Linked DNA regions of Mus musculus: region 1 is linked to region 2. A link is a loop called in an ENCODE intact Hi-C map of the cell type or tissue named here. Cell type or tissue: heart. All regions are shown on one strand.

Region 1 (8,000 bases), 56 kb before region 2:
ATGAGAAAAAGTCCTCCCATGTGGTAGACAAAATAGCATACATAAGCATTACATTATGGTTAAAGTTAAAATGCATGTGAAACGGATATAGCACAAATCTTCAAAGATCTTAAGAATGTGAGAATCATTGGTTATTGTACCAATGACTATATAACAAATCCTTCCTTCTATGTGACAAAACTATGCTGCTTACTGCATTTATAACAGCAAAAAAGAAAGAAAGAAAAAGAAGAAAAAGGAGAAAGAAAGAAAGAAAGAAAGGAAGGAAGGAAGGAAGGAAGGAAGGAAGGAAGGAAGGAAGGAAGGAAGGAAGGAAGGAGAGAAGTAGACAGTTCCTGCTCTGTGCAGCATAACATCTCAGTAAGTTGATAGGCAAAAAACAAAGGAGAAAGATAATTATGGATGGTGGTAAATACTACAAAGAAGGTAAATAGTTTCTTGAGGAAGAGAAAGATGAGATCTTAATTTTGGAATCATTAAAAACTGGTATACTTGTGCTTAATCTGAACACTTGATCTACATGAGTCTAACCACAGGTTTTGTAAGCTGCGAAACATTTACAAAAACAGTAAACAATATGTATTGAGCGTAGGGCATAATTATAACTATTTTATTGAAGTTCTTTTCTTTAATTTTGCTACTACAGCTAGTACATATCATCATCCTCCAGAGAAGTTAAACAACTCATTGCAGGGCCCCCAGCCAGACAGCAGTAAAATCAGGGAAGGTTTTAAGAAACGTAACTGAAACATGCTGCCTACGCCAATAAGTACTCATTTACATATTTTATGGAAAAAATTGCAAGATTTTTCTTTCAAGGTACTTTCAAGGTAGGTCATCAGGTGTATGCCCTTGGTGGGGACAGCTGCTGTTATGAATACCATGATAGCCAGCACAGCGTCTGTCATCAGTTACCTATCATTTCCTTCCAGCTCCTCTGCCCAGGGTGCTCCCAGTCCCCGTCTATCTAGATCACTAACTTTATTCCTATTTCTTTGTACTTCTTTAGCCACCCTGGACATTTCAATGATCTTTAGGCGATAAGGATTTAGGTTGTTTTCTTTTTGGGTTATTACGAATAATGCTGCTATAAATAGATGGACATTTTACAATGATGGTATCAATTTTATATACATGCATCAATATATAAGTATAACAAATATCTACACACTCTACCCCTAGGTGTCATATTATAGGTCTTATGATAATTTTGCATTAAAACTTTTTCAGCAACTGCAGACTGTTTTCAAAATGGCTATATTTTACTTTTCAAACAAGCAATGCATTGGGGATCCAAAATTTCCAAGTTTTCATCAACATTTGCTTTTATGTAATCTTTTGTATATACACATCTACTTCATATGAAAGAGTATTTTATAATATTTCTGATTTGCATTTCTCAGTAGCTAATGACTCTGAGCTTTTCATTAATTACTTTCTTAGTGCTACAACTGAATTTAAGAGAGAAGGTTCTTAATTTGACTCACATTTGAGGGTGTCACCCATCATGGAGGGAAAGGCATGGTAGAGTCCAGTACAGTGGAAACCTAAGGCTGTCCTCATGTTTTAGCAGACCCAGAATCATAGTAGGGGGACTACTCAACTGGATTTCTCCTCTTTTTATTCAGCTTGGGACACCACAGATGGCATGATGTCACCTATATTCATGATGGGTCTCCATGGTCAAATTTGTCTAGAAACCCCATCTTAAAGATATACTCAAAGATCCAAGTTCTGCCAAGATAACAATGAAAATTAACCATCAAGGCTTTACTTTGCTACTTATGAACAATATAACTCTGCCAGAGAAAAGTTTGCTCATTTTTACTAACTAATGGTAAAAGTTCTCTCTATATATATTCTAGATACATGTTCTTTTTTTTTTTTAAAAAAGATTTATTTATTATATGTAAGTACACTGTAGCTGTCTTCAGACACACCAGAAGAGGGTGTCAGATCTCGTTACGGATGGTTGTGAGCCACCATGTGTTTGCTGGGATTTGAACTCCGGACCTTTGGAAGAGCAGTCGGGTACTCTTACCTACTGAGCCATCTCACCAGCCCCATGTTCTTTATAAGATATGTGATTTTAAAATTGTTTCCTAGTCTGTGTTCTTGTTTACTTTCTCAATGGTGTCTACTGAAGGATCAAGTTATAAATATTGATGTCCAATTTATCTATTTTTCTTTTGATTATTGTACATAGGATATCATGTCAAGGAAATACCAAAGAGCTAAACTTATGTTTTCTTTCAATAATTTTGTATTTAAATCAGATCTACTTGGAGTTTTTGTTAAGTCATGAAGTAGGACAATTCAAAAGCGAGTTTTATTAATTTTTTTCATCATAATACAGAAGCTTACCTCATCTATGAAGAACATCCCAACAAACCCACTGAATGTCTGGAACTGTAAGATCTATACTTGCAGTCAATATACAAGTACAGCTTCCAATTTTTGACCTAAAGGTACTGAGAAAACAGTAGTTCTTCAACAGCAATTGTGCTTCATAGTTGCATTTTCATCTTCCTCAGGGTAGGAGCAGGGCAATGGCAGTGAGCTGTCACTACAGTTAGCCAGTCTGTCATCACATGGTTACTATATATAAAAACAGACTTGCTGTTGTACTTGCCCAACCATGGGCTTTCCTAAGTTTTGAGACTATTAAATTGCAGTAGGCTAAGTTCTGATGCCTGCAGTTTGTGTACTAAATGTGGTTTTGACTTAAAATGTTTTCAACATGCTCTGAGATTCTCCAGACATAAGGCTATCATAACCTCAGGAGCAGCTGCCATGCTATTCTATGCTTCCCCTATACATTCATGCTATGATAAAGATTAACATAAATAAGCCACATGGAGAGATTAACAGTAACAACTGATTAAAGCAGGTATTAGCAACCGCGTGTAAAAACAGTTGTATAAAATGTATGAGTTACTCCTGGAATTTCCCAGTCAATGAGTAACAGAAGTCTTAGAAAGCAAATTAATAGATATCAAAGGATAATTTTAATGTAAGCATTTACCATATTTATAGATTTAAAAACTCTTGGTTCTTAAAAGATTTAGCAAGATTTAGATTCTAGCTACTTTTCTAAAATTGGGAGCTACATCTTAAGTGATAGCTCAGGAATTTAAAAGTTATTTTATAATTTATTCCTTCCTTTAGTTATATGAAAATACTGTAAAAACTGACATGTCTTTATGACATAATTTATCATTTTAAATTAAATACTGAAGCAGCTAAATTTAGCTTTTCATAAAGCTAAATTTTATCTTCCTAATTTCCAAATCTATTATTGCCAATATTTATTTCTTAAATATTTATCACCAAATGTGAATATATTTGAATGAATATATTTATCACCAAAATATTTTCAATATTGTTTCAAATGTCACATGTATAAAATTTGGCTTAATGTTTCTAATTAATCCTTAGTCTGTGGATGGACAGAAATTAAACTTTGAACAAACCAACTCAGTTTTAAATTCACTTTTCATTTAAGATTTTCCTCAGAATGCTATCAAAGTAATTTTGCACCTTAAAACAAAATCTGAGCTTGTACTCTATCACTTCAGAGTTCTGCTGTCTCCAGTTAACACCCAAATTCCTTAATCACAAAACATTCCTAGGTTTTATTCTTTTTTTTTTCAGTTGTTCCTCAAGACACTTTTCACTTCAGCACAAAGTTCACATGAAACTCTTTAATACTTTGAAGGCAGTTATGTACTCCAAGAATTTGTACTTCAGTTCCCCACCCTTCCTCCACCCTTCCTCCATCCTTGGATATTCACAGATTACTGCTTCAAAGTTGCCTGCCTTAGCTCCTCCCCTTGAGCTGGGGTAAACATGCTGTCACTATTTTAAAGACTATCATTTCTCTTTGTCCGCGGAGTCAGACAGAACAAGAAGAAATCCACTTGATTCAGGTACTCTCAAGATTCTGACAGGATTAAATTCTCCTTCTTTAAGCGCTTATGCCTGGAAGCATTCAGATAAAAGGTAATGTGCATCTATTCTCTCCAGGACTATTCTTATACTTTACAAATTTACTCTTCCAAATGTGTTTGTTTAGCCAGAGGTTTACATTCAAATTACTTATAATGAAAGAGTTATTTGAATTTATTTAAGTAAAAATAACAAAATTAAGTAGTTAAAAACGTTCTGAGTTTCCACATTTGTTAGTCACAATCTAAGAAGAAAATTCTGAAATATCTTTGTGCTTACTTTCCTTCATGTGAATCATGAAGCCACTGCATTCACATTCAAGCACCTTCGTTAGGGCAGCCATGTTTATGTATACTATATCCATGTATGCATATAATATGCACGAAGCCACGTTTGTGTATGGATATCATATGTTTATGTATATTACAAGCCTTTTATTTTGGAAACTTTTGTGTTTAGAACTGAATCATTTCCTTTCTCATCAGGGTACAGCTAGATGTGAGACAAAGCTAAAATGTCTCCCTTTAATTTTTAAACTATTGTTCCAAGAAAATCTATTCAAAAATTATGTCTATCACACCCCATTGAGTCAACTAAGACACAGGACTAATAACGAGAGACATTTCTGTAGAAAAGATAAAATATATTATAATTAAATAAGAGATAATTATATAAAAGAGAATTATTATATAAGCTTAGTTTTAATTTAGATTTTTTTGGTTTGGCATACTAGATTCTGATATGTGCTGTAGTTTTATTTACAAAGCCTTTGTGCCCTCAATATTTCTTCTTATAATTAAGTTTGTCTCTCTGTGGTGATAAAATTTCATTTTGTCAGGTTCATTTTAAAGGTCTATGAGTTTATCATCTCACTACCCATCTTTAGGTATTTCCTAAGAGTATCAAGTTGCTAAAAATCTCAATAATTACATACTATATTTATCTTATTAAAACACTTTTGTAGCTAAAAGTCTTTTCCGGATCAAATTTATTATCATAATATTTTTTTGTATCTGTCAAATTAAAAGTTTACTGTTGCCAGGCGTGGTGGCACACGCCTTTAATCCCAGCACTTGGGAGGCAGAAGCAGGTGGATTTCTGAGTTCGAGTCCAGCCTGAGCTACAAAGTGAGTTCCAGGATAGCCAGGGCTACACAGAGAAACCCTGTCTCAAAAAAAAAAAAAAAAAAAAAAAAAGAACTTCACAAAAAACAACAACAAAAAAGTTTACTGTTTTATTTATTATCTACAGAGTTGAAAAATTCTCAGTAGATATCTGTACCAGCTAGCTGGCTAAAAGAATGTCATAACCCATGTCAAGGATTTATTAAAATCTAGAGTGTTAAATCCATCAGGACATGGAAATTGAGGTTCCAGATTCATAAGTTCTTTATTCCTAATCTCTGTTATCAAAACTGATCTATAGCTGCCATTTTACCATCCTTTTCAGAACTAAGAATGAGGTTAACTAAGTAAAGTCGCTTAGAAGCACAGGGCAGCCTCTCTTGGAGATGGGAAAGTTCTACAGCTTGCCACAAATGAAGTACCTGAAAAGTCTTATGACAACTAAACAACAAAATTTGAATTTTATATGATCCTATTTAATTTTATCTCATGTAGTATTTTGTGCCAGTGACACTCTACAGTATATGTCTAAAATAATAAGATTATTAAATGTTTTCATTTACAAGTACTTTTGACATAGAGGAGAGTAGTGTCATCAACAGCAACAAATATAGGTCACCAGACAAGAACTAAATACAATCAACTGTTGTGGAGCAAGAACCTTTCCACTACCAACTAAAAAGCAATAAAGTCTTCACTTTGACAAAGCAGACAATAGGTCACCCCTTAAGTCTATGTAACCTTAGAAAAATATCTACAAAGAGGTCATTGGAAAGACAACAAATCCATTGTTAATTCTATACATGGATGAAAGAAACGAACTGCTTATAGTCTTCCCAAGCAAAGAAATAAGGAAGCACTATACTCGGGAAAGAGATCAGGTATGTATGAATTTCATACTTAGAACTTCTTTCAAATTTGCAGAGGAAAGTGAATGGGGGAATGAACGTCAAATCACTGACAGACTGATACTCAGAACGAGTCAATGAAAAGATATTTGAGGTGGTCCCATGTATGCCTTTACACCAATCAGTAAGTCAAATGTAGTCAGGGACAAACTACACTTTTCTAAGAAGATAGCAGATTTATCTGAGCAGTAGAAAAAACAGATGATCTGAAAGTTGAGAACTTCAGACTACCTCTTTATTCTGATTTTCAAATCATAAATATTAGAAAATTGAAAGGACTTTTAAACCTGGTTGTTTTGAAGTCTCTCAAAGCTGTAGAGATGTATTCAGACAAATGTTTTTCCATGAGTGCTACTCTGATCCAGGCTCTACCCTAAGAGGAACAAGAAAGGATCAAATAAGAAACTTAAGAAATATTTTCTACATACTGTCAAATATCTGCATGATAACAATAAGGAATAAATAATTCAAAATAAAGAACAAGAAAAACATCTAAGAAGATAAGCAGAAAACTTTGGTTATATTAAATATGTATTTTTGTCTTTCAGAAGATACATGACATATCAAATTACAGCTATGTCCTTTGTATTTTGAATCAATAAAATTCATTTTATTCAAATAAATAAAATTCTTCTTTAATATCCAAAGGCAACATGCTAGTTAAAATGAATCTCCTTATAAAATAGAAACTTTAGTATTCACTTCAACAATACTTTCTTGAAAAAATATTCTACTCATACCCGAAGAGGACGTTTTTATACTGACCGTAAATTATACTGTCATAAACCCAATCATAAACCCAAGTCAAGAGTTACTAAATTTGCAGCTCCTTCCCCCAAATTTAAAACAAGCTACCAAAGACTTAAGACAGAAACAAGAGGCCAGGGACTGGGGATGTAGCTCTGCGATACTGCATTTGCTTAGCATGATCCAGTTCTGGTTTTACCCCTGCCCTCCCAAAAAACCCTCAACTCAGATGTCAGCACAGAATCACAGACAAGCAATTCTGACTTGTGAGTCATTAGACAATGCTAGAAAGTATCAACACCTTTTAGTAGTAGACATTAGATAGTTATTATTATTCCCTACATAGGTTTTGTGTGTGTGTGTATGCGCTTTTAGTAGTAGACATTAGATAGTTATTATTATTCCCTACATATTGTGTGTGTGTGTGTATGCGCTTTTAGTAGTAGACATTAGATAGTTATTATTATTCCCTACATAGGTTTTGTGTGTGTGTGTGTATGCGCGTTTGCACTTGCTTGTGGATGTGTGGAGGTCAGAAGTCAATTCCAGGTATCTTTTTCTTTCTATTGCTCTGTATCCCCCTCCTGTGACTTTTTTTGAGACAAGGTCTCTTATCTAACCTGGAGATTGTTCAGTTATTTTGGCTAGATTGACTGGACAGCAAACACCTGGGATCTACTTGTTTCTTATCTAATTTCCCATATCTCTGACTTGGAGTTACAGACCAGAGCGTTCACACCAGGATTGTTTTTGTTTTTGTTTTTTGTTTGTTTGTTTGTTTGTTTTCGAGACAGGGTTTCTCTGTGTAGCCCTGGCTGTCCTGGAACTCACTCTGTAGACCAGGCTGGCCTCGAAATCAGAAATCCGCCTGCCTCTGCCTCCCAAGTGCTGGGATTAAAGGCATGCGCCACCACTCCCGGCCACACCAGGATTTTTATGTAGGTGTTTGGAGATTGGAATTCAGGTCATCAAGCCTGTGAAAAAAGCACTTTCCTTCACCAGGCTACCTCCCCAGCCATTTTTTATAGCCTATTTAGACTGAAAGAATATAAGGAATAATATCTGTAGAAAGAATGCAAAAGTACATTTACTTTCATTTCTACCTAGTTCTTCCCAATTCACCAGCAAATTTCATGCAACTGAATAACACAGAAAACCAATGGCAGTGGTTTGGCAGTGGGAATAAAGGTGCCTAATCAATACTTGTTATGCTCAACTACCGGGCTTGGACAAAGCATGAAAATATCCACAGATACAATGATTTTAGGCAGTG
Region 2 (8,000 bases):
GGAAGAATTTTAAGCTCAAGAGTAGATACTAGTTACATATAAAATATGAGCTCTTTATTCCTTGACCACACTAAAGAAATGAGGTACTGTTCTAATCTGAAATAATACTAGTTCTCTGAAATACTATCTTGACCTATAAAAATGATGTTTCATGTTATTAAAGTATTTTAATTATAAAAATCACCATTTGTCTCTATCCTGGTTAATCTATTGTGTATTTCTTAAATCACCCTTGTCCTTTTTTTTTATCCACAAGCCAGGAAAATTGATTTTGCATAAAAAGTTCCTTTAAAATACAGTCTTAGAGTTTCTACTGCTGCAATAAAACACCATGACCAAAAAGCAAGATGGAGAGGAAAGGGCTTATTTGGCTTATACTTCCAGATCACTGTTTATCAGCAAAGGAAGTCTGGACAGGAACTCAAAAAGGGCAGCAACCTGGATGCAGGAGCTGAAGTAGAGGTCCTGGAAGGTGGGCTGCTTACTGACTTGCTCCTCATGGCTTGCTTTCTTGTAGAACCCAGAAGCACCTGCCCAGAAATTGTACCATCCATAATGGGGGATTGGAGGAGGGGGAGGCTCCTGCATCAATCACTAATTAAGAAAATGCTAGGGCCAGGAAGCCGGAGTGGGTGGGTTGGGGAGCAGGGTGGGAGAGGGTATAGGGGACTTTTAGGATAGCATTTGAATTGTAAATGAAGAAAATATCTAATAAAAATTGTTTAAATAAAAAATTAAAAAAGAAATATATAAAAAATCAGCCAAATCTAAAAAAAAAAAAAAAACAAGAAAGAAAAGAAAATGTCTACAGCTGGATCTTATGGAGGAAAATGTCTACAGCTGGATCTTATGGAGATATTTTCTCAAATGAGGATTTCACCTTTCTGATGACTCTAGCTGTGTAGCTGTGTCACGCTGACACAAAACTAGCCAGCAGACTATTGACTTAAAAGTTTGACAAAAGTTGTTTTAAAATGTTAAATATGAATATTTTAGAATTTTATATACTATTATAAACTGAAAGATAAATTAAATTTTAATTGTATTTGCCAATAAAACTAAGGCCAAAGAAATACACAGGCTTAAAAAGATATCAACTTGAGCTGTAGAGATGGTTCAGTGATTAAGAGTGCTGGCTGCTCTTCTGGAGGACTCATGTTTGTTTCCAGAACCCATGTGGCAGCTCACAACTATTTGTAACTCCAGTTCCAGGGCATCTGACACCTCTTCTGGTCTGGCCTCAGAGAGCAATTTACATACATAGAGCACAGTCATACATGTAAGCAAAACACTCATATACAATATAAAAATATTTGAAAAATGCATAAGCTTAATAACAACAGAAAAAAAATGACAAACATCTGAATTTATGTGGATAAAAAAATGTAGGTTAAAAAAGTCCAAAGGGCAGGCCCAGTATAAAGCACATGGCTCCGGAGGCTGAAACAGGAAGATCTCAGTGAATTTGAGGCAAGCCTAATCTACATAGCAAGTTTCATGCCAGTTAAGGTTACACAGCAAGGCCATGTACAGAAAAGGACGGGAGAATATGGAAAACTATATCTCAATTTTTCAAAGTTCTAAATAATGAAAAATATGTACACAAAATAGGGTAGCTAAAATCAGTGTATAAATTTTGGAGTTGTGTGTGAAAATTTAGAGTTCTCAAATAACCTATTTCCTCTCCAGTACAACCTATGAAAAAATAAACTAAATATTTATTTGGTAAGTATTATACAGTGGTTTTAGTCTACAATATATAAGAGTTCTCTGTAAAAAATTGAATTACACATACACACACAATCATAATGAACCCAAAATCAATTTAGTTCTTTTCCTGACTATCTTAAAGCCTAATTCCAAAATTCAAAACAGTAAAAAATATTGTACTTGTATATGTCATTAAATATACAGAATTGTATAGTTTTATGATATAGCACTGAAACTATATCTAACTTTTTAAGGGAAAAAACTTTACTGTGCAAGTATAAGAAATTATATGTAGTGGTTGGCAGTTTTGTTTGTTCTAGTTTTATAAATTCCCGTTTTTCCAGGACATCAATAAAGAATCACAAAATGGGACCACAATTCAAATGTTTGTTTAGAGAAAAATGCATGTGCCTCACCTATCTGCTACAAATATTTTTCTACCATTATCACCGTGCTCATATTTGGAAACATTAAAAACCAAATATGATCAAATGATGCTTGATGGCTATCATTCATTTTAAGTCCATTATTTGAAATTCCTAGAAATCTAGTCCAACATTATTGTATAGCTGACAAAACAATGAAGATAATGAGGAGATGGTACTAAGACACTAACTAATGACAACATTTGTTATGAGCTCGTTACATTTCCACTAGATCAACTTGGTCCACCTTCCAATGTTAAACCATCGGGAAGTTTGAGTCCGCTGAAGCTCTGATGCAGCATAAATGATTCAAGAAGCACAGGTTAGGCTGGAACCTGCTTTGAAACTCATTTCTTTAAAAAAATAATTTTAATATCTTTAAAAGATAAGACTACCCAACTAGCTTATTTTTCTATGAATCTAACATAGAAATTTGCCTCAATTTAAAACAATGTAATAAAGCCCATCTGTCCCAAAAGCTTGTATTCTACACAGCACAAATGATAAATATAGTCTATATTACTTTACCACTTACAATGCAAACTGTGAGCAAAGCTCTTCCTGAAAGATGAGCATTCATTAGAATCCAACTTTTTAAAAGTTGCTTAAATACTGAATGTCATTCCTACTACAGATATCTGCAATCTGCTTAAGATGCTAGCCACGATTTTACATAAGGAAAAAAAAAAATAGACATAAGCCAGAGAGGCAGGAAAGGTTTCATCATTTACCTGATAACAAGAGAATTATCAGTAGTTGATGATTAACCAGTATGATGGAACAAAATCATTTTTAACAGAGCGTATTGGCTCTGAGTAGTTACTAAGAGATGGATGCCTAGAATATTATAAGACTTAAAGAAAATTTATCAGCTTGTTCAAAATCAGTTTTTTTCTGAATTCTTGATTTATAGATAGTGATGATCTATTTCTATAATTCCTGGAGGAAGGGCTACATTTACAACCAGGAAGCACTTAAATAAATGCCCAAAAGGACTGACCAGGAGTCTTCCACAATTGCACAAGCACTGTAGTTGACAAGACTTAGATACCCAATACAGATAAGGGCCGAGGGAGAGGAGTGAAAATGCGTACGCCAACAAGCGACAGCAAGAGAACGCACAGGGATTTGGGGACATCTCAGTAACTACTACAGCAGCTGGATGCTGCTCTTCCTCCGCCCTCTTCTCCTCAGACGCAAGCTGGCCGGTTCCAAACGGTTCCTCCCCGGCTCCGCCCCGGCCCTCCCCGGGCAGCCTCCAAGCGAGGACCCTGAGACGCGAGGGCTAGCCCACGGCCTCGCGGGGAGAGGCTCCCGCCCCTCTGCAGGGCCCCGCTGGCCCGCGGACACGCGCGGCACGGGCCGCAGCGCCGAGCCCCAGCACCTCCCTCAGCCCGGCGCCCGCAGCCCCGCACCTGCACACGGTGATCAGGTTCCTCCTCTCCACCGCAGCGTTGCGGGCGCTCAGGCTCTTCTTGCCGCCGCCGCCGCCGCCGCCGCCGCGGCTCCCGCTCAGGCCCCCCAGGCTCCGGGAGGCCATGGCGGGCTCACCTCCGCGCCCCCTTTGTCTCCAGCGGTCCCGCAAGCCTCGCACACCTGTGTCCCCCGGCCTTCTCTCAACGATGGCAGCCCGCCGGGCGGGAGAGAGGCGAGGAAGGAGGCGCGGAGTAGGCAGGGTGTGGAAGGCAGTCAGTCGGGCACCGGTACCCAGGCTCCACGCGCGCGTGCACACACACTCACACACGCTCTCTCACACATACACACGCGCTCACTCACACGCACGCACGAGCCACCTCCACCCTCGCTCGCGCGCGCGCGCGCCGCCGCCGCCGTCCACGAGAGAAGCGCGCGCGGGCGGGCGGGCGGGAGGGCGGGCTCCGAGTCTCCAGGGACGCCGCACCAGCGCCCGGGCGAGCCTGTCACCCCGCAGGCCTAACCGCACGTCATTCTTCCAGCAGGGCGGAGCCGCTGAGGTGAAGCCCCCCTCCCCACGCCTGTCTCACTCAGCCCCCGCCCCCTGCACCTATGGGAACAAGGCCGCTACGGAGAGAGCCAATGACGAGAGGTGGGGGCGGGACCCGCCCCAGGAGCTTTTAAAGAGGCTCGCTTAAGCCCCGCCCTGGCGCGTGGGCCTCTGTCAGAACGCGGGTCGGCTCGTGCAGCACCTTGGTGAGCCCGGCGAGGCAGCCTTGGCTTGGAAAGCCGGCTTTGCTGTGCCTACTCCACGGTGACTGTGGTCCATAGTCACCCTGACAAGGCTAAGTTCATGGCAGATTCCTGGTCCTGAGGCTTCAGTAGCCTCAGCAGGAGAATGCCATAGTTGGGTGGGGTGGGAAGTGGGGGTTACCTAGAATAGAAGAAGAGTTCCATTTGTCCCAAACGCCCCCTTTGAACCTGACAAACAACGACACAGTGGCATCAGGGAGTGCGCCCATGGCATTTCTCTTCCCGTGAATCTGGTCAGAATTCACCTCATCTTACTCAGTGTCCAGCACAGCCTTGAAACCACATTGACCATAGAAAAACGAGTGTAGTGGGGATGTCCAGTCTTGGGTTCTGTGCAGTGAGATCTGAACTGAATTGCAGCTCGTGAGCCATGGAGGAGGTTTGTCAAGGGCAGAGGGAAATCCTGCCTTGGAGTCCCAATAAGCCCCTTGGGAGGACCACTTTGTAGTCTCTACTTCTCTGGCTTTACCTCTGGCTTTACCTATGGGAGGCTACGGGCTTGAGACCCTGACCTCTGACATTCACCTCAGACTGCCTGTAAGTATGTCCAGACTTCAGGTTTTGTTTGTTTGTTTGTTTGTTTTTAAATTTTGAAAATCTAAAATCAGGACAAAGTCTCACCTCTACCTCTTAAATATAATTATGTTAAAATAAAAATTAATTATTAAGAAAATTTCTACAAGGGAGCTAAAACCATCCAGTGGAAAAAAAGACAGCATTTTCAACAAATGGTGCTGGCACAACTGGAGGTTATCATGTAGAAGAATGCAAATTGATCCATTCCTATCTCCTTGTACTAAGGTCAAGTCTAAGTGGATCAAGGAACTCCACATAAAACCAGAGACACTGAAACTTATAGAGGAGAAAGTGAGGGAAAGCCTCAAAGATATGCACAGGGGGAAAATTCCTGAATAGAAGAGCAATGGCTTGTGCTGTAAGATCAAGAATTGACAAATGGGACCTCATAAAATTGCAAAGCTTCTGTAAGGCAAAAGACACTGCCAATAAGACAAAAAGGCCACCAAAAGATTGGGAAAGGATCTTTACCTATCCTAAATCAGATAGGGGACTAATATTCAATATATATAAAAAACTCAAGAAGGTGGACTCCAGAAAATCAAATAACCCCATTAAAAAATGGGGCTCAGAGCTAAACAAAGAATTCTCACCTGAGGAATACCGAATGGCTGAGAAGCACCTGAAAAAAATGTTCAACATCCTTAATCATCAGGGAAATGGGAATCAAAACAACCTTGAGATTCCACCTCACACCAGTCAGAATGGCTAAGATCAAAAATTCAGGTGATAGCAGATGCTGGCGAGGATGTGGAGAAAGAGGAACACTCCTCCATTGTTGGTGGGATTGCAAGCTTGTATAACCACTCTGGAAATCAGTCTGGTGGTTCCTCAGAAAATTGGACATAGTACTACCAGAGGATCCCACAATACCTCTCCTGGCCATATATCCAGAAGATGTTCCAACTGGTAATAAGGACACATGCTCCACTATGTTCATAGCAGCCTTATTTATAATAGCCAGAAGCTGGAAAGAACCCAGATGCCCCCCAACAGAGGAATGGATACAGAAAATGTGGTACATTTACACAATGGAGTACTACTCAGCTATTAAAAACAATGAATTTATGTAATTCCTAGGCAAATGGATGGACCTGGAGGGCATCAGCCTGAGTGAGGTAACCCAATTACAAAAGAACTCACATGATATGTATTCACTGATAAGTGGATATTAGCCTAGAAACTTAGAATACCCAAGATACATTTTGCAAAACACATGAAACTCAAGAAGAACGAAGACCAAAGTGTGGACACTTCCTTCGCCCCTTCTTAGAATTGGGAACAAAACACCCATGGAAGAAGTTACAGAGACAAAGCTTGGAGCTGAGATGAAAGGATGGACCATCCACACCCGGGGGTCCATCCCATAATCAGCCACCAAACACAGACACTATTGCATAAGCTAGCAAGATTTTGCTGAAAGGACCCTGATATAGCTGTCTCTTGTGAGGCTATGCCAGTGCATGGCAAACACAGAAGTGGATGCTCACAGTCAGCTTTTGGATGGAACACAGGGCCCCCAATGGAGGAGCTAGAGAAAGTACCCAAGGAGCTGAAGGGATCTGCAACCCTATAGGTGAACAACAATATGAACTAACCAGTACCCCCAGAGCTCGTGTCTCTAGCTGCATATGTAGCAGAAGATGGCCTAGTCGGTCATCATTGGGAAGAGAGGCCCCTTGGTGTTACAAACTTTATATGACCCAGTACAGGGGAACTCCAGGGCCAAGAAGTGGGAGTGGGTGCGTAGGGGAGGGGGGTGGTATAGGGGACTTTCGGAATAGCATTTGAAATGTAAATGAAGAAAATACCTAATAAAAAATTGGAAAAAAAAAAGAAAATTTCTAGAGCAAAGGATGGTGGCATACTTCTACAACCCCAGAATTCTGATAATATAGGTAGAAGGAATACCTTGCTTTGTTTTGTGTTGTTGTGTCCAAACTATCTGACATACAGTTTGAGAAAGGAAGCGCTTATTTGGGTACATGCTTCAGAAGTTTCATGGCATGGAAGGGTTTAGGAGAGCACTGAAGCTGACTTCAAATCTGAGAGGATGTGGAGTATGGAAATCCATCAGGGATAAGACAACTAACTCCAGGACCTTCTCTCAGTGACCTGCTTCCTCCAAGTAGGTCCCACTGTCCAAAGTTTTCACAACCTTCCAAAATAAAACCACCAGGTGGGGACAAACATTTGAGGCCTGTGCCTCTGAGGAACATTTCAGATGCAAATTGAACACTAGGCCCTGTCTCAAAAAGATATAGGGAGTAGGAAGATGTCTGAAGTCAAACGGTAGGCAACCTTAGTAGATTTGGGAGGGAAGCATCTATCAAGAAGTTGAATGTGGTTACACATTTTAAAATAAAAAAGTGAGATTGCCTTCTGGCATCAAGTGCACCTTCATGTTACTTGTACTATGACCATTGGATTTCTGACTGAAGACAGGAAATTTTTCTTATCAGGCTACAACGTTAATTTTCATCACTTTTAGTGGGCTCACCTGACATGATAACTTGCTTAATGATCTTTACCACAAGAATTCATTTAACTTTGCATGGACTGTTCTCATTAAACTGCTACTTGGTGGCCTCATTTGATAAGATTTTTGCCCCCATCACTTACCTTGAGTGATATGTCCTGAGTGCTTTCCCGATTACTAATCTGGAGGAAGGAATTAAAAATCACTGATAGTTAGATGAGTTTTCACACTATTTTTAACTTCTTTTGGCAAATATTTCTATTCACTATTTGAACATTTGCACAATATGTAAATACATTAGAAGATTCTCTATAGGAGCTAACAAGATAGCTCACTCAATAAAATGTTTGAGAAGGCTTGAGTTCAACCCCCAGAACTCATTTTTAAAGCTCTGTTTAATGGCATGCTTGTAAGCTCAACACTTGAGATGTGGAAACAGATCCCTGGAGCTTATTGGCCAGCCAACCTAGATTGACTGGCAAAATCTAGAGTGATGAGAGACCTCTATTAAAAAAAAAAATTAGAGGGCTTTGGAGGAACTACAGACACCTAGAAGCCCAAAGTTTGACTTCCAACCTCCAAAT

The links. A loop is a pair of places that touch in the nucleus more often than their neighbours do. Peaks named below come from ENCODE experiments on the same cell type or tissue, not always from the same donor. Only the 100,000 strongest peaks of a DNase experiment are listed, where the experiment ranks them.
Region 1: it touches region 2 in a loop (2.6-fold over the local background); 2 of 42 quality-filtered maps call a loop at or near these places.

Annotation. Positions count from the first base shown.
Region 1 is chr5:8,563,228-8,571,227 of GRCm38, forward strand. It overlaps Rundc3b (RUN domain containing 3B), which reads right to left. Exons shown (of 11, transcript NM_001347311.1): 4 at 6,268-6,353. Abcb1a (ATP-binding cassette, sub-family B (MDR/TAP), member 1A) reads left to right here and starts at 3,864. Exons shown (of 30, transcript NM_011076.3): 1 at 3,864-4,002. In heart, no CTCF peak of the experiment used is centred here; no DNase peak of the experiment used is centred here.
Region 2 is chr5:8,618,938-8,626,937 of GRCm38, forward strand. It overlaps Rundc3b (RUN domain containing 3B), which reads right to left and starts at 4,015. Exons shown (of 11, transcript NM_001347311.1): 1 at 3,551-4,015. The coding sequence starts at 3,675. The region is part of intron 2 of Abcb1a (ATP-binding cassette, sub-family B (MDR/TAP), member 1A); the gene reads left to right. In heart, no CTCF peak of the experiment used is centred here; DNase peaks (open chromatin) are centred at 3,384 and 4,194; H3K4me3 peaks cover 1,601 bases; H3K27ac peaks cover 1,022 bases.